2 separate regions of the Homo sapiens genome follow, and region 1 is linked to region 2. Evidence: chromatin loops called from intact Hi-C (ENCODE). Cell type or tissue: MCF 10A. All regions are shown on one strand. Each heading gives the region's core, and the rest is flanking DNA. Links, peaks and the distances in the headings are about the cores only. Region 1 overlaps LOC101929307 (a long non-coding RNA gene). Region 2 overlaps SEMA5A (semaphorin 5A).

Region 1 (10,844 bases), core at 1,405-9,404, 440 kb before region 2:
CTAACAGAAGAAGCTTTAGAGCTGGGAGCATCTTATAGTGACACACAAAAAAGACATGCTCCAAAAAAAAAAAAAAAAAACATAAAAAAGAAAGACACATTTCAAAGGTGAGAGGAACCAACTGAAAGAGCTCCAAATGACCAAAACTGGATCAATTTCAGCAATAAAATAAAGAAATATTGGATTATAACCCAAAATATAATATATTCATAAATACACACTGATATAAATAAGTAACAAAATAAGTGAATAAAATGGAAGAAGAGACAAATCTTCCATACAGAAAAAAATCCAAATAATTTCTGTTAATGCTGTATTCTCAAGGAAGTAGAGCAAAAACCTGATTCCTCAGGTGTGGGCTGTGCATAATAACTTCCTTCCAAAGAATACAGTATGGCAAGCCAAGAGAAGAGAATAACTGCACATTACAGAAACATGGATAAGGCCAATATCCACAGGGATGAATCATGTTAATATTATGTACCCTTGATAAGATGTGATAAGAATGGCATGTTTCCTCTTTAGTCTTTATCACAAGAGTCCAGAACCCCTGTCTAACCTTGAGAAAAATGTTCAGCAAACACAAACTGAAGGATATTTTACAAACTACCTGACCAGTAATCCAAAAGTATCAAGGTCATCAAAAAACAAAGAATGTCATGAAGTCTTTACCAGGGCCGAGGTCCAGAATGGTATTTCCTACATTTCCTTCTAGGGTTTTTATAGTTGTAGGTCTTACCTTTAAGTCTGTAATCCATCTTTAGGTAATTTTTGTATATGGTGAAAGGAAGAAGTCCAGTTTCAATCTTCTGCAGATGAGTAGCCAGTTATCCCAGCACCATTTATTTAATAGGGAGTCATTTCCCTATTGCTTATTATTGTTGACTTTGTCACAGGTCAGACAGTTGTAGGTGTGCAGCCTTATTTCTGGGGTTCGCTAACCTGTTACATTGATCTATGTGTCTGTTTTTGTACCAGTCCCATGCTGTTTTGGTTACTGTAGCCTTGTAATATACTTTGAAATCAGATAGTGTGAGTCCTCCAGCTTTGTTCTTTTGCTTAGGATTGCTTTGGTTATTCGGGCTCTTTTGTGGTTCCAAATACATTTTTGAAATTCGTTTTTCTAATTCTGTAAAAAGTGCTGTTAGTAATTTGACAGAATGCTCCAAAACCAACTGCAACAAAAACAAAAATTAATGATAGGGCCTAATTAAACTAAAGAGCTTCTGCATAGCAAAATAAACTATCAACTGAGTAAACATATACCCTACAGAATGGGAAAAATAATATTTGCAAACTATGCATCTGACAAAGGTATAAAATACAGACTCTATAAGGAACTTAAACAAATCAACAAGCAAAAAAACAAACAACCCCATTAAAAATTGACAAAGGACAAGAACAGACACTTCTCAAAAGGAGTGTCACATTGTCAACAGCACAGAAAAAAATATCCAATATCACTAATCATTAAGGAAATACATATCAAAACCAAACTGAGATATTATTTCACACCAGTCAGAATGGCCATTACTAAAAAGTCAAAAAGTAACAGACGCTGATGAGATTGTGGATAAAAGGGAACATTTATACACTGTTGGTGGGAATGTAAATTAGTTCAAACATTGTGGAAAGCTGTCTAGAGATTTCTCAAAGAACTTACAGCAGAACTACCATTCAACCTAGCAACCTCATAACTGGGAATATAAATTGTTCTACCATAAAGACACATACATGCATATGTTCACCACAGCACTATTCACAATAGCAAAGTCATGTAATCAACCTAGATACCCATAAACACGGAGTAGATAAAGGAAATATTGTACACACACACCATGGCATACTACGCAACCATAAAAAATAATGGCATCATGTCCTTCCTTAGGACAATGTCCTTTGCAGCAACATGGCTGGGGCTGAAGGCCATTACCCTAAGCAAATTAACACAGGAATGGCACACCAAATACCACATGTTCTTATTTATAAGTGGGAACTAAACATGAAGTACACATGGACACAAAGAAGGGCAGAGTAGACACCAGAGCCTGCCTCAGGGTGGAGGGTGAGAGGGGAGTGAGGATTGAAAAACAACCTATCAGGTACTATGCTGATACCTGGGTGACAAAATGATCCATACACCAGACCCTCACAACACACAATTAACCCATGTAACAAACCTGCACATGTACCCCTTGAACTAAAAGTTGGAAAGAAAGTATAAATAAATAAAACATAAATAGACAAAACCAAACAAAGAAAACAACATCCTAGATGCTATCACAGTCAAGAGGAGCCTGAGGACTAAACGTAATGTGATATCTGGATGGGATCCCGGGAGAGAAAAAGACATAAGACGAAAACTAAGGAAAGGCCAAAAACAACGGAAACAATTACATGAAGTAATTTGAGTTAAGAATGTGCTATTAATTCTTATATATTGGTTGTAATAATTGTAACATACTGTAATGTAATTTATAGTTATTATTAACAGTATGCAAAACTGAGCTTGGGTGTACAGGAACCCTCTATATTGTCTTTGCAATCTTTTTCTAAGCCTAAAACTATTCTAAGATTATGGTTTATTACAAAAAACGACAGCCTCTTTCATAGTATTTGTGTGTTTTCTCCTTGTTATTTGTTATATAATCTGTTGTTTTAAATCATTGGTTTCCCAATTCTAATCTGCTGGAGAATCGCTAATATCTTTTAAAAATTGTATTAATAGTTAGGAACCTTGCACTATGTTGGATTTCCTTATAAAACTATATCTACCCGGATCCCATACTGAGAGATTCTAATTTATTTGCTTTTGTGTGTGCTTGGACAACAGGATTTTTAAACACACCCTAGAGATTTCAGTGTACAGCCAAAGCTGGGAAAATCTTCTTTTAATAATCCACATTGCAGATGTTGTTAGCATGTTCCCCACCTCCTCAAAATGCAAAGAGCTGATCAATTGTATCAGTGTCTCTAGAGATGCTTGTTAAACATGCAACTTCCTGGTTTACATCCAGAAGTCAAAATTATTGTCCTTTACTGGCCAGCAGGGTGCCTAACAGAGAGGAAAATACATTTTAAAATGAGAAGATAATGAAGGAGGAAGAGAAGGAGGCAAAGAAAAGTAACTGAGAACTAAATGTGACTGGGTTGATGATTATTTACCTGGCATACATACTTTCAATATTTTTGTCATATTAAATTCTCACAACAATCTTTGTAAGTTAGTTTTGCTATTCCCACTTTACAAATGTGGAAAGAGACTCAGTGATGCTTATCAACTCACCCTGAATCACTTAGCTAGATAGAGTTCAATGCACTTGAGTATAGAGAGTGCACACACACATACACACACACACATAAACCCTGTTATCTCAAGGATACCAAAATACAGAGATGCTTTAGTCCCATATATATATTTGCATATAATATGTGTGTAAGACACATTTTCTCATATCTTTTAAATCCTCTCTAGATTACTGATAATATGTAACACAATATAAATGCTATGCAAATAGTTGTTATATTTTGATGTCTAGAGAATAATGACAAGAAAATAGCCTGTACATATTGAGTACAGATGCAACCATCTATTTTTCTTTTTCCCATATTTTTGACCTGGTTTAGGGAACCCATAGGTCTAAAAGGCTGAGTGTATGTTCTGTCTAAAATAATGTTCTGCTTAATATAACCATAAAGAATGTGGGTATTCACTGTGTATTTTCCAGCTGTTCATGTTTCTTCTGTTTTGCCAGGAGTTTCTCCTGGAGCACCTACAAAGAAGTGCCAGAGTCATGGGATTCGTACACATCGGAGTGGATCATGCCATGTTGGGGCAGCTGTTTCCATAGTGATGAGTATGTGGGTAGATATAAGGAAATGTTGGTATGCAGATCCCAATATCAAACTCTAATAAATGACTAGGAAATAATATTGCTGAGAAGTCCAAACTCCAAAGTGTGAAATGAAAACATTCAATGATGCTATAGTATACCTGGTCACAATCTGCAAATAAGAAACATCAGGAAAATACACAATACAATTTGGAAATATCATCCAGTGGCATACTGTTTACTTAGGAGGAGCGTTATAGTACTATTTAGTTTATCTGTACAGAAAACATGAAGAGAAATTTGTACTAAGAAGAATTAGGAGGCATTCTTCGACAACGAAGAGGAACACACCATATGTTGAAGGAAGAAGCTGTTTCATCGAGGAGCATCATGTGTTGCTGTATTAAAGTTAGATAAAGGTCTTCACTACAGACGGTGAGAGGGAAATTAGTGGGGCAGGCTGCATAAACAGCCTCACAGCGTGGCTCCATCACAAGCTCTGTGAAAGCCAACAGGAAAGAAAGCACAATCCTATGGTGGATCTTGAGGTAAGATTCAAAAGCTCTCCGAATTTGCTAATTGTTTTTTCGTGGAAAGAAAATAATCTCAAAATGAATGAAAAGAAAGCCAATTGGGAAGAAGGGTAGTTAGGGAGAATGTTAGAATAAGAGAAATGAAAAGAAAACTTCATTTTAAAATAGAAAATTTGCATTGGTGGAAATGTTTTCAGAAGATAATAAATGCTAAAGTGCTTTTATTTGCTTCATTTTTATAATTTTTATTTTTAATTGACAAATACTCATATTTATTTATGAGGTACGATGCAATGCTTTATATAAGTTTACAATATAAAATGATTAAATCAGGCTAACTAATCTATCATCTTACATATTTATTAGTTGCAGACCAGGGGTTTCTGGATCACTGCTATGTGTGTGTGTGTATATATATATATTTTTTTTTCTTTTTTTTTTTGAGACGGAGTCTCGCTCTGTGGCCCAGGCTGGAGTGCAGTGGCGCGATCTCAGCTCACTGCAAGCTCCGCCTCACGGGTTCACGCCATTTTCCTGCCTCAGCCTCCCGAGTAGCTGGGACTACAGGCACCCGCCACCACGCCCGGCTAATTTTTTGTATTTTTAGTAGAGATGGGGTTTCACCATGTTAGCCAGTATGTTCTCCATCTCCTGACCTCATGATCCGCCCATCTTGGCCTCCCAAAGTGCTAGGATTACAGGCATGAGCCCCTGCGCCTGGCCTGCTATGTGTATATTAATGTGTGGTCTTGATCTTGAACTGAGGCTCTGAAAGGGTATGACAAATACTGACGGCCATCTGCCAACTACAGAGCTGTGAACTGTTCACTCATTAACAGTTTATAAACAACAAGATAACATCCTCCAACTTATCTTCCTGCTCTAGCAGAGGTGGGCAGTGAGGATAACTGTTCAGGTCCCCTCTTTGGAGGTCTGGTGTCATGAGCATGAGCCCTCCTGCAGGGCACTCCAGGACAGCTCTCCCTGTGCCCACGGACAGACCACCTCAGGGGCTGCCATCTAAGCTTCAGATGGTGCGGAGCTCTGAGTGTGTGTGTGAGTTTAAGTATGTGTGAGTATGTATGAGTGTGTGTATGAGTTTCTGAGTATGTGTATGTGTGAAAGAGAGAAAGAAAGCAGCAGCAACTGAGAAAGAGAGAGAGAGAGTGACTCTCTAGTCATCAGCTGTGATGGTGAAATTTATGTGTCAAGTTGACTGGATTGAAAGATGCCCAGAAAACTGGTAAACTTTATTTCTGGGTTGTGAACGTGTCTCTGGAAGAGATGGGCACTGGAATCAGTGGACTGAGTAAGGAAGATCCACTCTCACCTGTCATTCATAAGAGCAGGCATCATCCAGTCCCTGGAGGAATCCAGTAGATCAAAAAGGTGGAGAAAAGGCAAATTTACTCTCTCTTCTTCACCTGGGACACCCATCTTTTTCCCTCAGATATTGGCACTTCTGGGTTCTGGGCCTTCGGGTTTGGATTTGAACTACACCACTCACTTTCCTGAGCCCCCAGCTTGCAGGTTGCATACTATTGGGCTTCTCAGCCTCCATAATCATGTGAGCCTATTCTTCAAAGTAACTCTCTTCCTTTCTATCTGTCTATCTATCTACTTACCTACCTATCAATCTATGTATCTATCTATCTACTTACTGACCTACATATCAATCTAATGATCTATCAATCTATTAATCTATCTTTATCTATCAATCTATCATCTATCTACTTCCTACCCATCAATCTATTAATCTATGTATCTACTTATCTACCTACTTATCAATCTATTGATCTATCAATCTATTAATCTATCTCTGTCTGTCTATTGATCGATCTATCTACCTACCTATCTACATCCTATTGGTTCTGTTTCTCTGGAGAACTCTGACTGAGACATCATCAATGTCTAGTTGATTTTGTCTAATAAACAGCTTCCCTTCAGTTTTGGCTCCACTCTGTCTTCAATTTCTGGCCCAAGTTTCCCTAGGCCCCAACATAAAAGAATATTATTGACCCAATTGACCCACTGTGATAATTTGTTTAATATATTCAACAATTTGTTGAAATAATAAAAGTAATAACACTCACTGATCTACTGATTTGAACTGCTAACCTTACCAGACATGTGCCATGGCTTGTCTATCCTCCTAGATGTTGTGTAAAAGCATTTGAGAAAATAATGTATAAAAATCACACAGGAAATGTCATCAGCTATTTATTACTAAACTTTGTTCAGGTTAGATGTTTATCGTAGTTCACAATGCTGATTTGAACAAAAAGGCATCCAAGCCAATAGAATGAAATTTAATTTGTTAAAGTAAGATGCTTTATTCTTAAGTATTTATATTTAATATGCCCCATGGAATTTTGAACTTAAATTTGGTGATGGTAAAACATAAGTCACTTTAGATGTCAACATTTTCTGGAAGAAGAGTGCCAAGCATGATTGCCCATGTCACTTGGTGTTAGGTGACATTTTTGTTCCAGCAGGTGGTGCCATCAGAGCATGAAGGAAACTCCATTTTAAAAGGAACTTAGGCAGTGGGGACTCTTAGAGTCATCGGAGGCAAGAGAAAATGTCCCAGAGCTTCTGTGGGTCTGAAGGTTCATGTTTTAAATGTTCCTATTGTAGATTTTAAGAAAGTATGTAATTCAAAATTTTTTAACTTGTATTTTAAGTTAGGCATACATGCGCTGATTTGTTATATAGGTAAACTTGTGTCAGAGGGGTTTGTTGTACAGATTATTTCATTATCCAGGTTTTAAGCCTAGTACCCATTAGTCATTTTTCCTGATTCTCTCTCTTCTCCCACCTTCCACCCTCCAAAATACCCCAGTGTGTGTTGTTCCCCTCTATGTGTCCATGTGTTCTCATTATTTAGCTCCCACTTATACGTGAAAACATGCAGTTTTTGCTTTTCTGTTCCTGCATTAGTTCTCTAAGTATAATGGCCCCAGCTCCATCTATGTTCCTGCAAAGGATATGATCTCGTTCTTTTTTATGACTGCATAATACTCCATGGTATATGTACCACATTTTTTTAAATCCTGTCTATCACTGATGGGCATGTAGGTTGATTCCATGTCTTTGCTATTGTGAATAGTGCTGCAATGAACAGACACATACATGTGTCATGATTCCTTTGGGCATATGCCCAATAATGAAATTGTTGGGTGGAGCACAGACTTAGGGTCCTGAGACCCTTAAAGAGTAGGAGTCAAGTCAAAGAACTTTATTTTATGGTTGGTTGTGATAGAACTTCTTAATGTTGTAAAGTGTGGAAAAACAAACATTTTAAACAATGTTTTCCTTGTATATAGCCCAAGACAGGCTAAAAGCTTTCCTCATTTTGCATTCTGAACTGGAATGGAGGGACTGACTCTGGGAAGTCCTGTTACTTTTAATGGATTGAATGTTTGTGTCCCCCTGAAAATTCATATGTTGAACCTCAAGACAATGCCATTTGGAGGTAGAAAGCCTTTGGAAGGTGATTAAATTTAGATGAGGTGAGGGGGATGAGGCTTTTATAATATGAGTAATGCCCTTATAAGCAGAGGAAGGGACACCAGAGCTTCGTCTCTCCTCTATGTGAGGACACACCAAGAAGGTGGCCATCTGCAGGACAAGAAGTGGGCCCTCACCAGGATCAAATATGCTAGCACCTTGACCTTGGAATTCCCAGCCTCCCAGACCTTGAGAAACAAACGCCTGCTGATTAAGCTACCCATATATGATATTTTCTTACAGCATCTGCAGACAACTATGGCACTGTTACATCAACTCAACACATTCTAAATTTAATTCACAAGTTTGCAGCCATCTTAGCTCCCAGATCAACCTTCTGTTCACCAGCAATTTCCTACCCAAATGAACATATTCTCAGGTACCTACTCACCTCCTTTCTTGCCTTTCTTTTCTCTTCTTCTTCCTGTTCTGTAATTCATTGTTCCACGTTTGCCTTTTTTCCTCTCCCTTCCCTCCAGTATCTCTTCTTACTTTCTTTTTCTATATCAATTATATCATTATACACTTTGCCCTTCATTATATCCTGGAGGATAAAAAAATTTTACTCCAATTTGGTTTGAGATTCTCAAAACACACCTTTGGTGGGTAAGAAATACATAGTCCCTATTGTCCATATTAGGGTCTGAACATCAGGAAAATGTTGGCTGTTGATATGGTTTGGCTGTGTCGCTACCTAAATCTTACCTGGAATTGCAATAATCTCCATGTGTCAAGGGTGGGACTAGGTGAAGGTCACTGGATCATGGGGGCGGGTTCCCCTATGCTGTTCTCATGATAATGAGGGAGTCCCATGAGATCTTATAGTTTTATAAGCATCTGGTGTTTCCCCTGCTGGCATTCATTCTCTCTCCTGCAGTCCTGTGAAGAGGTGCCTTCACCATGATTGTAAGTTTCCTGAGGCCTCCCCAGCCATGAGAAACTGTGAGTCAATTAAACCTCTTTTCTTTATAAATTACCCAGTCTCCGGTATTTCTTCATAGCAGCGTGAGAACGGACTAATACAGTAAATTTGTACCACAGACAGTGAGGTGCTGCTATAAAGACACCTCAAAACGTGGTAGTGACTTTGGAACTGGATAATAGGCAGAGGTTGGAACAACTTGGAGGGCTCAGAAGAAGACAGAAAGATGTGGAAAAGTTTGGAACTTCCTACAGACTTGTTGAATGGCTTTGACCAAATATCTGATAGTGACATCAACAATGAAGTTCAGGCTAAGGTGGTCTCAGATGGAGATAATAACTTTTTGGGAACTGGAGTAAGGTCACTGTTGCTATGCAAAGAGACTGGCAGCATTTTGCCCCTGTCCTAGAGATCTTTGGAATTTTGAACTTGAGATGGATGACTTAGGGTACCTGGCAGAAAAATTTTCTAAGCGGCAAAGCATTCAAGAGGAAGCAGAACATACATTTTTGAAAAATCTGCAACAGCCTGACAATTCAATAGAAAGGAGAAACCCATTTTCTGGGGAGAAATTCAAGCCTGATACAAAAATTTGTGTAAGTAACAAAGAGTTAAATGTTAACCATCAAGGCATGTCTCCAGGACATGTCAGAGGTCTTCATGGAAGCCTCTCTGATATGGTTTGGCTGTGACCCCACCCAAATCTCATCATGAATTGTAGCTCCCATAATTCCCATGTGTTGTGGGTGGGACCCAGTGGGAGATAATTAAATCATGGTGGTGGTTTCCCCCATACTGTTTTCATGGTAGTGAATAAGTCTCATGAGTTCTGACGGTTTTATAAGGGGAAACCCCTTTCACTTGGCTCTCACTCTGTCTTTGCCTTCCACCATCCATGTAAGTAAGACATGACTTGCTCCTCCTTGCTTTCTGCCACGTTTGTGAGGCCTCCCCAGCCAGATGGAACTGTGAGTCTATTAAACCTCTTTTTCTGTATAAATTATCCAGTCTCAGGTTTGTCGTTATCAGGAGTGTGAGAACAGACTAATACAGTAAGTTGGTACCAGCAGTGGGATGCTGCTCTAAAGATACATGAAAAAGCGAAAGCGACTTTGGAACTGGGTAACAGGCAGATATTAGAATAGTTTTGAGGGCTCAGAAGAAGGTAGGAAAATGTGGAGAAGTTTGGAACTTCCTAGAGACTTGTCAAATGGCTTTGCCAAAATGCTGATAATGATATGGACAATGAAATCCAGGCTGAGGTGGTCTCAGATGGATATGAAGAACTTGTTGGGAACTGGAGTAAGGTGACTCTTGCTATGTTTTAACAAGAGATTGGCAGAATTTTGCCCCTGCCCTAGAGATCTGTGGAACTTTGAGCTTGAGAGAGATGATTTAGGGTATCTGGCAGAAGAAATGTCTCAGCTGCAAAGCATTCAAGAGTGCTGCTTGGGTGCTGCTAAAGGCATTCACTTTTCAAAGTGAAACAGAATAAGAGTTCACAAAATTTGCAACCTGATGTTGTGATAGAATAGGAAAACACATTTTCTGAGGAGAAATTGAAGCATGTTGCAGAAATTTGCATAAGTAACCAGGAGCCAAATATTAATTGCCAAGACAATGGGGAAAATGCCTCTAGGGCATGTCAGAGAACTTTGCAACAGCCCCTCCCATCACAGGCCCAGAGGCTTAGGAGAAAACAATGGTTTCCTGGCCAGGCCTAGGGCCCCCTTGCTGTGTGCATCCTAGGGACTTGGTGCCCTGCATCCCAGCTGCTCTAGACATGCTAAAAGGAGCCATGGTACAGTTTGGGCCATAGCTTCAGAAGATGCAAGCCACAAACCTTGACAGTTTCCACGTGGTTTTGAGCCTGTGGGTGCACAGAAGTCAGGAATTGTGGTTTGGGAACCTCCGCCTCAATTTCAGAAGGTGTATGAAACCACCTAGATATCCAGGCAGAAGTTTGCTGCAGGGGTGGGGAACTCATGGAGTACCTCTGCTAGAGAAGTGTGAAAGGAAAATGTGGGGTTGGAGACCCCACAGAGA
Region 2 (10,844 bases), core at 1,109-9,108:
CCTCCCTGCAGCCCCTATCCTTAGCATCCTTTTCATGTTAGATTTGAACTCATATCTTGGGAGTCTCCCAACATCATCATAAATGAACTGATCAGAAGTTAAAAAAAAATTAAAGTGGGAGTGATTGCTAACTTTAAACAGCAGATGCATAGAAACTCCTCCTTTCCCGTCGAGTTACTTGAAAGCTGTCTGGTTAAACACATACTATTATATCTGCCTGACAAATTAGGTAGCAAATTGAAAATGCAACAATCAAGGATCTCATATAGATGTATTAGTTTTTCTACTGCAGCAGGGGGTCTGTAAGCAAGGCATGGATTTCAAGCTGATAGCATTAGGTCATTCTCATCTGTAAGATCGAACAGCATTCACATGGGCTACAAAAATACTGTGCTGGCCTTACTGTTTTCTACTTGTATTTCCAATTAGAAGAAATTATTAAAAAATGTTTAGAGTCCAGGAATATGGAAAAGAACATGGCAAATTTATAAGAAGAACAGGAGATGAGGAGGTAAGGGAAATGGGGAAGGAAAGGAGAGGAGTGGGGAGAAGAGAGTAGAAAGGAATAAAGAAGGAAGAAGGAAGGAAAGAGATTTCAGATAGAGCAAATATCATGGAGATGAACCTGGGATATGCAAGGGGAAATTCAGCCCTGTACAATGCTGGGAAATAAATTCAGAGCTGTGTTGTGGGGAGGCTGGCAGATGTTATATAAGACTGTTTCTGGCAAGGATGAGGTAAAAAGAGGGATAGAAAGGAAAGCACTGCTTTCTTAGAGCCAAGCTCAGAATCAGAAACTACTACCAATCCTTCTCATGTCTTTCATAAACTTTAATTCCTGGTACAAATGGTGACTGATCCCCAGTAGAACTTCACATAAGTAGGTTTGATGGAAAAGAATTTCCAGGCCCATACCACCTGAAACTACCCTTTATAACATGTCATGTCTAATATGTGGTTTTATAACAGGTGAGAGGTGCAAACGTATAAGATGGAAATTGCTTTTTGAAAAGTAGATGAGATATTTGTATAGCATTTGATAAAATGCTCCATAAGCCATAAAATGATGGGATGATTGTAGAAAAAGAGAATCTGAGAGTTAAACGGATTTCATGCATCCAGTCCAAGGCTTAATTTACTATCACACCCTTGCAGGGGCACCCCAAGTTCCACAGGCAAGGACTGTGTGAGTTTAGGTGAAGGGCTCAGCCCTGCCATGACCCAAGTGTGAGTTTAGGTGAAGGGCTCAGCCCTGCCATGACCCAAGTGTGAGTTTAGGTGAAGGGCTCAGCCCTGCCATGACCCATGTGTGAGTTTAGGTGAAGGGCTCAGCCCTGCCATGACCCATGTGTGAGTTTAGGTGAAGGGCTCAGCCCTGCCATGACCCATGTGTGAGTTTAGGTGAAGGGCTCAGCCCTGCCATGACCCATGTGTGAGTTTAGGTGAAGGGCTCAGCCCTGCCATGACCCATGTGTGAGTTTAGGTGAAGGGCTCAGCCCTGCCATGACCCATGTGTGAGTTTAGGTGAAGGGCTCAGCCCTGCCATGACCCAAGTGCTACTCTGGCTCCGTGGCTCTCAAGCCACATGGAATCAGGTGAGTGGCAGCTGTCCTGCCACATGGTCTGAGGTGAGGTCTCGCCTCTCAGTCTCTGTCTCTTTACCTGTCCGGTGGCTAGGAAAATAGTTACCCTGCTCATTTCTCAGGGCTACTGTGAGACCAGCTGAGATAATCCGTGGAAAGCATTTGTAAATTAACTGGAAGTCCTTATAAATGCCAAAGAACAAGACAATGTGCCTGGCACTAAAGAGAAGCCATTCAACTAATGGTGAATGGTAAATGCATTGGTCTTGGAGCAGGACAGCAATTCTATGGTCTGTTGAGCTTCAGTGGCCAGAGGGAAATGAGTGAATAAACAAAGAAGGGAAGGAAACAATGAGTGAATACACAAGTAGTTGTAATTGGGGGGGGGAGGGGATGTGCTAGGAAAGTTTATATAATTACAGTATTAAATAGTAACATTTGGAGGTCAGAGACAAGTCCTTACCTGTCAACACATGTTTTAAAAAATGAAAAAGAGCTCTACTAGGCTTGATCTAATGTCTACGCAGAAAGGTTCTAGTTCTGAGCATGATGTTACGTGTGGTGGTTTACATTCCTGAAATCAGTGGTGATACCCAAGTCACGGCGGCAGTTAGCTGCCTACCTGCTGGGTGAAGTTTGCACACAGGTCTTGTTTTGTAAGCATAGTGTTTAAAAAAAAATTGGTATCTTGAAAACCGGATGGCATAATATACAAATAAGAATCTCTTGCTGTTCTTAAGGAACCCAGAAAAATTGGACACCTAACAGGGAGTTCTCGGTGGCAGGGGTGAGGCAGGATCACTCGCTACGCCTTGTCATCTTTATTTATATATCGCCTGTATCAATCTTATTTATGACTGCCAGAATTGCCAAGAATTGGTTTTGAGGTATACTCTACTACTTCTTGGTTTATTTTGCTGGCTATAATATTCCACCCAGTGCTTCTATTTCAAATAGTTGGAAGAGTATTCAGAGTTATAGAATCTATGTATTGGATCATAAGCAACCCACTTAGCTCTCTAATACCTGAAAATTTTCTAGCTTTGCCTTTTATGCTGGACTCCCGCTGTGTCCGTGTGGGGCACTGTGTGACTCCCTGGGTTCACCATGCAAGAAGAAAACAATAAAAATAGTAAAAGCACAGCCATTGCTCTCATGTGCCCTACAATCCACAACAGTTTTCATGCCAACATCTCTTCAAGTAATTCAGTCAGTAATTCTACAATTTTTTTAAATGATAATAAATATTTGCACTTTTGTTTATTTACTTGTTTCTAGGACAACAAATCCATTCTTGTTCCAGCACACTAGTGCATGGTGGTCAAGCCCACAATCACCTAACCTCCTGCAGGAGTGCCCAATTTTAATGGTCCCTTTGTTCACTTACTCCCTTGCATCTTGCTGCAAACATGCTTGGCAGGCCGGGGGCGGTGGCTCACATCTGTAATCCTAGCACTTTGAGAGGCCGAGACAAGTGGATCACGAGGTCAGGAGTTCAACACCAGCCTGGTCAAGATGGTGAAACCTCGTCTGTACTAAAAATACAAAAAAATGCCTGGCGTGGTGGTGGGCACCTGTAATCCCAGATACTTGGGAGGCTGAGGCAGACAATTGCTTGAACCCAGGAGGTAGAGGTTCCAGTGAGCTGAGATCGTACCACTGTACACCAGCCTGGGCAACAGAGCAAGACTCTGTCTCAAAAACAAAACAAAACAAAACAAATCTGCTTTGCATATCAAAGGGTCCTGATGGACAGGATCAGATCTACGCACTTGCTCCTCCAACAACTGCCTCCTCATCCACTTAACTACATTTGAGGGTCTATTCGTCCATTTCAACTCCATCCTTTCAGAGTGACAGTAATCAAAGCTGCACAGAAAATTCTGGAGTCTGTCACAGCTCAGCTGTGCCACTGGGCCTCGGTGATGTTTTATATCAGTGATTGCCGCGTGTCTTACTGAGGGTCAGGGTCTGGATGACTTTGAGGACTGCAGCCTCTAACAGGGCAGGGCTCTGAAGCACCGCCTAGAGTGGTTTATATATTTTGTCCGAAAAAAATGATACTTTTTGTTGCTTTGTTACTGTTTTGAGATTTCTATATTAAATGTTGAAATATCATGCACCATCTCTCCTAACCCATTCTTCTTCCTGAATCCAATTCTGCTTTCTGCTTCTCTGATTAATTAGCTACTTCTAGTATGTAAGTACTGCACAAAATCCTAAATGTCAGTAGGAAAAACAAGAATTTAAAAAATCTAACCACTTTCCATTGTTGGTTATTGCAAACATAAGGCCTCTTATACATGTCTGGGGAGGGATCGTTAGTTCAAATTGAATTCCCACTCTATGCCAGTCTGGATGGTTTCATGAATGTCTGTGAGGATACTTTGCCAGTGTGGTTATCAAATAGAGTAAACATAAAGAAAACACTTGCTGTGTACTTGTACTAGGAGTTATACAAAGAATCACCATAATCTGTAACTTGAGCTCCATTGGAGTCTTAAATAATACTCAGAGAAGAACAGCTCAGGAATGCAAGCTTCCTGCCTGAAACGCATGCCAATTTCTGCATGCTTCATTCATTATGCTACATGGACTGGCTTCCATCCCATAATGAGAGTAAGCCATTCAGTGTGACACTGGCATTATAAAACCAGTCGCTCCTGGCCTTAGGAAATGAGATTTGCTGTGTGCTGCAAAGGTATCCTGATGAACGGGCTACAAGTTATCCACTGCCTGGAGGTGGTAAGGGGCTATGAAGTTTACTAAGCCACGCTGTTCACAGTAAGGCCTTCTGCAATAAAAACATCACTGTATGGAAAATACAGTAAGCATTATTAATTATTTAACCTTCAGGATTTTATTATACAAAGGACTTTCTTAAAAGGAGTATTTCCTGTATTCAAGAGGAGAAAATGAGACGAAATATGCATTTACACAACATTTGATATGTAGAAGGCACCAAATAAATGATTCTTTTTTGATTTTTAGAGACAGGGTCTTGCTCTGTCACCCAGACTGGAGTGCAGTGGATGGATTATAGCTCACTGATTGAACTCCTGGGCTCAAGCAGTCCTCCATCTCAGACTCCCAAATAGCTAGGACTATAGATGCATGACACCGTGCCTGGCTAATTTTTTTTATTATTATTTTTGTAGAGACAGGGTCTCACTCTGTTACCCAGGCTTGTCTCGAAATCCTGGCCTCAGGAGATCCTCCTGCCTTGGCCTCACAAAGCACTGTGATTATAGGCATGAGCCTCTGGGTCCAGCCCTTAAGAGTTATATTTATCAAATATTTTATACAGTAAACAATGCACATTATTCAGTGTTATCAAAATTTACTCCTAAACTATTTGCATGCATTTTTATCCCTTTCCCCCTTTGTTGATGGAAATATGCAATAAAGATGCATAATAGATAGATGTGTGATAAAAATGCACATAATTTGCTCAAGGAAAGCAGCACATGGAAAGATGACATGTAAGCCAGCCATCTTATTTTTAATCTCATGCTCCTTCAAAAGCTTAAAGACAACAACAAACACAAAACTCTTTCAAAACAATCATAATTGAATGGTCCTTGCAAAAATCAAAGTAAAGTATAAAATCACTGAACCTTTCCATACTCCCAGTTTTGGGAGTCCCAGATACAGGACCCACTTCTACCACTGATTAATAATAGTAACTAATGGCCATTTAGTTGGAATAGGCTAGGATTTTGCATCTGAGGACCGAGGTTGGAATCCTCACTTGGCTACTTATCAGCTGTGTGGCCCTGGCCAGGTGATCTGCCCCAGGCCCACTGTCTTTCCCTGCACATGGAGAAGGCATTACCCACCATAGCACTGCCACCAGTGTGCAAGCTGATCTATCTGAAGCATCTAGCACAGGGTCTGGGACTTGCTGGTGCTAAAAATGACAGCTGTGATAATGATGATGATGATCTTAAGAAAGCTGTCAGAAGGCCCTCCAGGGAAGCCTGCTGCTATGGACCCAATGTCTGTAAGCCACCCAAATTCCTACCCTCCAGTGTGGCTGTATATGGAGATGGGGTCTTAATGGTAGTAAATGAGGGTAAGTGAGGTCATAAGGGTGGGGCCCTGGTCCAGTGGAGCTGGTGCCCTTACAAAACAGGAAGAGATACCCCAAAGGTGTCTCTCCACCATGTGAAAATGCAGCAAGATGTCCACCTGCAAGCCAGGAAGAGAGAGCCCTCACCTGAAAATGGCCCTGCTCACGCTTTTGTCTTGAAGGTCTAGCTTCTAAAACTGTAAGAAAATAAATGCCTCTTTTTTAAGCTACCCAGTCGGTGGTGTTTTCTTACGGTAGTCCAAACTGACTAATACACCTGCCAACTCACCAAACATGAGTAAATTGCTTCATCTCTTTGGGTCCCAGCTTCTTCTGAACACTGGGAGATGGATGACTCACAAAGCCCTGGAAGCTTGAACCTCCTGCAGTTTTGTGATAACAGATGAAGGGCCTCCACCTCCTCTTCTTTCCTCAGCTGCCTGCATCACATTCTGTCCTTCCCAACAGGGAATCCCACCACATTTGCCAATTAGCGCTCTAATCCTGTTTGTGTGTCTCTGCTGCTCTGTGCCCTGGACCCCATTCATTAGAATGTCATTCATTAGGGATCAGAGATTCTGAGGACACAGAGCCCAGCATCATTAGTACTAATTGAAGCCTGGATTCCTAACCTGCTGCAGAATGCTGGCCTTTTTCCGCCCAGTCTCAGGCATCACAGCTGACAAAAGGCCCTTTCTGGGTCCAGGCGCCACAGTTCACAAAAGGCCTTGGTCTATTGACATTAGCCAGCAGAGTATGGGGCTGTCCATGAGGGGCCAGGGAGACAGCTGCATGGTGCATGCACCCGCGGTTTAAATTACCCTTGCCTGTCTACACAAGGCTTCTGCATTCTTCATGGGGGATGCCAACAGTGCCCCTTTGCCCCCCGAAAATTACCTGGAAGTGGGGGTTTGGGTTGGGATACGGTAGCCAGGCCGAGCGCGAGTTTTCTTGGTACTTGAAGGGCCCAGAGAAGGCCTGCGCGATGGCGCTCAGGTTGAAGACGCACACAGCTGAGGCCGCAATGCTGTTCCTGGGAGCGGAGGGAGAGAGAGAAGGCAGTCAGAGAGCTCGGCAGCACCTGCTGACCTCCCCCTATGGACTGGGCAGCAGCTGTGACCTACAGCTTCCAGAGGTCTCAAGACCACAGTCTCTTAAAGATCCCAAAAGGATGAAGTCAGAGCGTGAATGGGGCTCCCCTGTGGAGGAACAAACATCTTGGTACAGAAACCAGGCTAGTTAGCATTTAACACCTTGTAATCCTGTCAGCCAGGATTAATTCACTCAGTTGCAACAGGGGCAAGAGGGAATTTGAAGAGCTAGCTATCTGCTTCACCTTTCAAATTCTGGAATAAAAAGACTTCCTTCTCCAACGGATGGCGTCTCTCATCAGCCTCATGCAGTTCCCTTCCTGACCTGTTTATCTGGTCACTTTGCCCAGCAGCAGGGAAAGCTGTTTGTGTGTGTGTGTGTGTGTGTGTGTGTGTGTGTGTGTGTGTGTGTGTGTGTGTGTGTTTTAACCCAGATATTTGTTTTATTTGTCATCCTTTAAAAAAATCAACTCAAAGTATTTTATAAAAAGTGACTGTCTGACTCTTCATATTTTCTTTTAATGTAAAGTAGATTTTAAATTCAAAGGGTCAAAGAGAAAAATTTGACATAGCACTGACATATGAAATCCTGAAGCCATAATTTAGAATTCAGGCTCTGAGAGAAAGTCATAAATGGGAGCCCTCAGAAGGTCAGTGCCCTCTGACTAAGTATGGAAACAGCAACATTATTTGGTTAAGTAAATTTGCATTTTGAGCTCAGTCCGGGTTCTCAAAGGGGAAGTGGAGATAAAACAAGAAAGCTTACATATATTTTCTCTTGCTCTGAGACAATACCACAAGCATTTCTCATCAATTTTCTTTTCCTGCATCAAAGGAAAGGTCAAACTCCAAAACTGAAATACCTACCTTATATTTCTTTGATTTGATAAATACTGAATAGGAACTAGGCTCTATTCCAAGGACTTTACTAATTCCCATTCATTTAATCCTCATAAGGTGAAGGAAATTCACAGGTAAGGAAAACCAGGCACAACGAGGACAAGACCCTTCCCCAATGTCAGCCAGCTACTAAATGGGGAAGCTGGACTTGAACCTAAGGCTGGCTCCAAATGCCCGGATTTTCCCCAGTATGGCTCCAAATGCCAGGATTTCCAATCCTTTGCAATATCTGTGGGTGAAGTAGACAGGATTCTACTTCAGGAGAGCAGACAGTAAACACATCCTTATGGAAAAGTAGGGCCTTGAGGGTATTGTGGGCCTTCTGCATTTTCTCCAGAAGTCCAGCACCAAGGACAAGGCTCAGCATGATGCATACAGGGCCTGGCGCTGGAAAATAAAGGGGCGAACACCAGCTATGGGTTTGTTCACTTTGCTCTTTTGACTCTTCATTATCCTTAGAGAGAATGGGAGAAGTTAAAACACAAGTACAGGGAAGAAACTGGCCTTTGAACATGTGAGTGGACTTTAATAAGGACAAGAAAATAAGTGTGCTGGAGTAAGAATGGCTAGACACAGGATATCCCATCCAGGCATGCCTTGGGCCAGGTGCAGAGGCAGGCAAATGGGGGATATTACGAATAATAACAATATTTCCCTGAGCCCCCTGCTAAGCACTTGATACAGATCATCTAATTTCTCACTGAGAACCTACAGATCCTGAGAAGACCCTGACTTACAGGTAAGAAAACAGTAGCACAGAGAGTTTACGCAGCCCAAGTCACAGGCTGCAGAGAAATAAAGCAGGATTTGTACCTGCTTTGCATGGGGCCCCAGGTTTCCAGGCAGCTTCCAGGTAAAGGAAGAACCTAATCTTCTTCCTGCTGGCATAATGTTTCTCTGTTCACTACAACCACCAGGACTGAATGGGCTGACCTGGGCTCTGGTGTCACCCAGAGACTCCCCTGGATGTCCCAGTAGCTGCCAGTCTGAGCATCCTTTAATAGTGTTGTGGGAACACTTCTTCCTGTCCCCTGTGCCATCCCCTGGGGAGCACAATTGGTATAGTATAGCCCATGCCTGCCCCTCTACCCTTTCACTTGCTGTGCTCTGGGGGCAAAGGACGGGCCTGTGTGACTCCACTGTGCTCCTCCCTCTGCCCTCCCCGCTCTTCCTAGGATGGGATTGTCTACAGGAAGTACATATTCACTCGCTTCTTCAGGGTCTCCAGACCTGTGGGCAGGCGAGGGCAGCCCAGGTCTAGAACATGACCTTGAGAATGAGAAGGCTTAAAGCTGGAATCAGTATGAACAAGCTCACTTGGACAACAGACCTGCAGCCACCTGTTCCAATCTGGCTTCTATCAGCAATCAAGGTAATAACTTACAAGAGCAATAAAAAAATCCTACCCCCCACCGCAACTTTACTATCTTTATATCCATATCTATACATAGTAATACTTTACTACAATCTCTACAGTTTACTATCTACACTATAAACAACTACAATGGTAAGCCACCATTTTTAGATACCTAGAAATAAAGCCAAATCTTTAGAGACTCCATTGTAGTAGCACACCATTTTCTGCAGGCCAACCCATGCTCAAGTGACTGAGAAAACTACACAGTCGTGCTAGGAACAGAAGGAGTCGGAATGGTTATCTTTTCCCCATTCCCCTAGTGCTGAGAAACCTTGACGAATGTACAGAGGCAAAGCAACATTCTGAGCCCTGAAGCTCAGCCCAGTATCGGACAGCTTTCTGATTCATAAGACCTCTGATCCTCCTTTTCTTTCCGTTTGAAAAAAACCTTGTCTGAGACATGAAAAGGAGGTGGAAAATATTGTGAAATTTGAGTTGGGCATATTAGAAATGCATTCTCAAGACCCAACACAAATTAGTATTCCAGGGAGAAAGGGGAGATGTAGCACTTCTATCTCTAAAAGTATAGATTCCGTACATTGGGTGACTTCTGACATGATGGGAATTTGCAACACTAAACAAATAGTCTAGAGTAGTCTGAAACTTATTTTTGCAACTATCTAAATTGACCATACACCATCTTGCAATATTCCAGGCATGGTACTTTTATAACTTCTGAAATTGGTGTTTTGTTTTGTTTTGCCCAGAGCCAGGGGAATGAAGAGCTAAGTAAACCAGACTCTCCTTGTGCATAAAACTGATGTCAACTGAGCAAATGCACATTTATCTTGGGTGTGACTACACTAGTTTTTAAACAAGGTTTTGGAAAGAAAATCAACTTCAGAAACTGTAAATTGATTTTTTAAAGTAACTTATCAAAGAGAAGAAATAATCTCTGGGTTGAAGACCAGATTTATGAAAATAAAGATGGCCACGGTGGAGCAAGGATATGTGTGGAGCCATCCATACTAGCCTTATTTTTCTAACCTCATGTCAGAAAGAAGACTCTTCATGGGGGGTAAAAGTTGTTATTAAGCAAATACTAACACAAGTTAAGCAGTGGAGAGACCAGGAAGAGAAGGTTAATGAGGAAATAAGCTGCAGGTAAAGGGACTTTTTAGAAATACCACTCATGGGCAGGCATCTGATGCCCAAGAGATGAAAAAGTAAATTAAAATACTTAGGAAGCAGAAAGGACATCATAGGGTGACCAGTTGTCCTGGTTCACCCAGGAAAAAGAGGTTTCCTTAGTTACAGGGCTGTCATCAATGCTAAAACTGGGATAATCTCAGGCAATTCAGGACTGTTGGTCATCCTACCTCATTTATCAGCACTTCCAACCCATCCAGATTTTGATCCTTTACTTTGCATACAAATATTCAGCTTTTGCTTAAAGTCTTAAGTCACAAGACAAGAGATTTCAAAGGTGATCCAAATCAGAACCCATAGTGTAGGATCAGCAGCAGCACAGCCAGTGTGTAGGAAAGTGATGCTCAGAGTCTCAATGTGAGCCTTGATTCCTGGGTTTGGCACGTGCTCCTCCTGAGTCTTACACAGCATACCAGCTAAGGATAGGAAATAACTCTGGAGACATGTGATACTCCACTAGATTAAGAGTGAAAGAGATCAGAAAACTTCATAAGCTTAAGACAGCCGAAATATTGTTCATTCTAAAGTTAGGAGTATCTCCCTGTCCCACCCCCAGACAAAAAATACTATAATTTTTACAAAAATATTTCAAAAGTATAATTGACATTTACAAAATGTGTGCTCAAGTAAGC

Evidence for each region. Hi-C counts contacts between places; a loop is a spot of excess contacts. Peaks named below come from ENCODE experiments on the same cell type or tissue, not always from the same donor. Only the 100,000 strongest peaks of a DNase experiment are listed, where the experiment ranks them.
Region 1: a loop joins it to region 2, with 17 times the contacts of the local background. A loop is called at or near these places in 33 of 110 quality-filtered maps.

Annotation. Positions count from the first base shown.
Region 1 is chr5:8,749,831-8,760,674 of GRCh38, forward strand. LOC101929307 (a long non-coding RNA gene) reads right to left here. Exons shown (of 3, transcript XR_007058687.1): 3 at 6,574-8,420. Among named protein-coding and RNA genes, the nearest start is that of LINC02199, 84 kb to the right of the region's middle. In MCF 10A, for the core only: a CTCF peak has its summit at 6,844 (motif pointing right); a DNase peak (open chromatin) is centred at 6,861.
Region 2 is chr5:9,190,616-9,201,459 of GRCh38, forward strand. It overlaps SEMA5A (semaphorin 5A), which reads right to left. Exons shown (of 23, transcript NM_003966.3): 10 at 6,553-6,688. Among named protein-coding and RNA genes, the nearest start is that of MIR4636, 140 kb to the left of the region's middle. RefSeq lists enhancers at 6,121-6,621, 6,622-7,122. In MCF 10A, for the core only: no CTCF peak of the experiment used is centred there; a DNase peak (open chromatin) is centred at 5,976.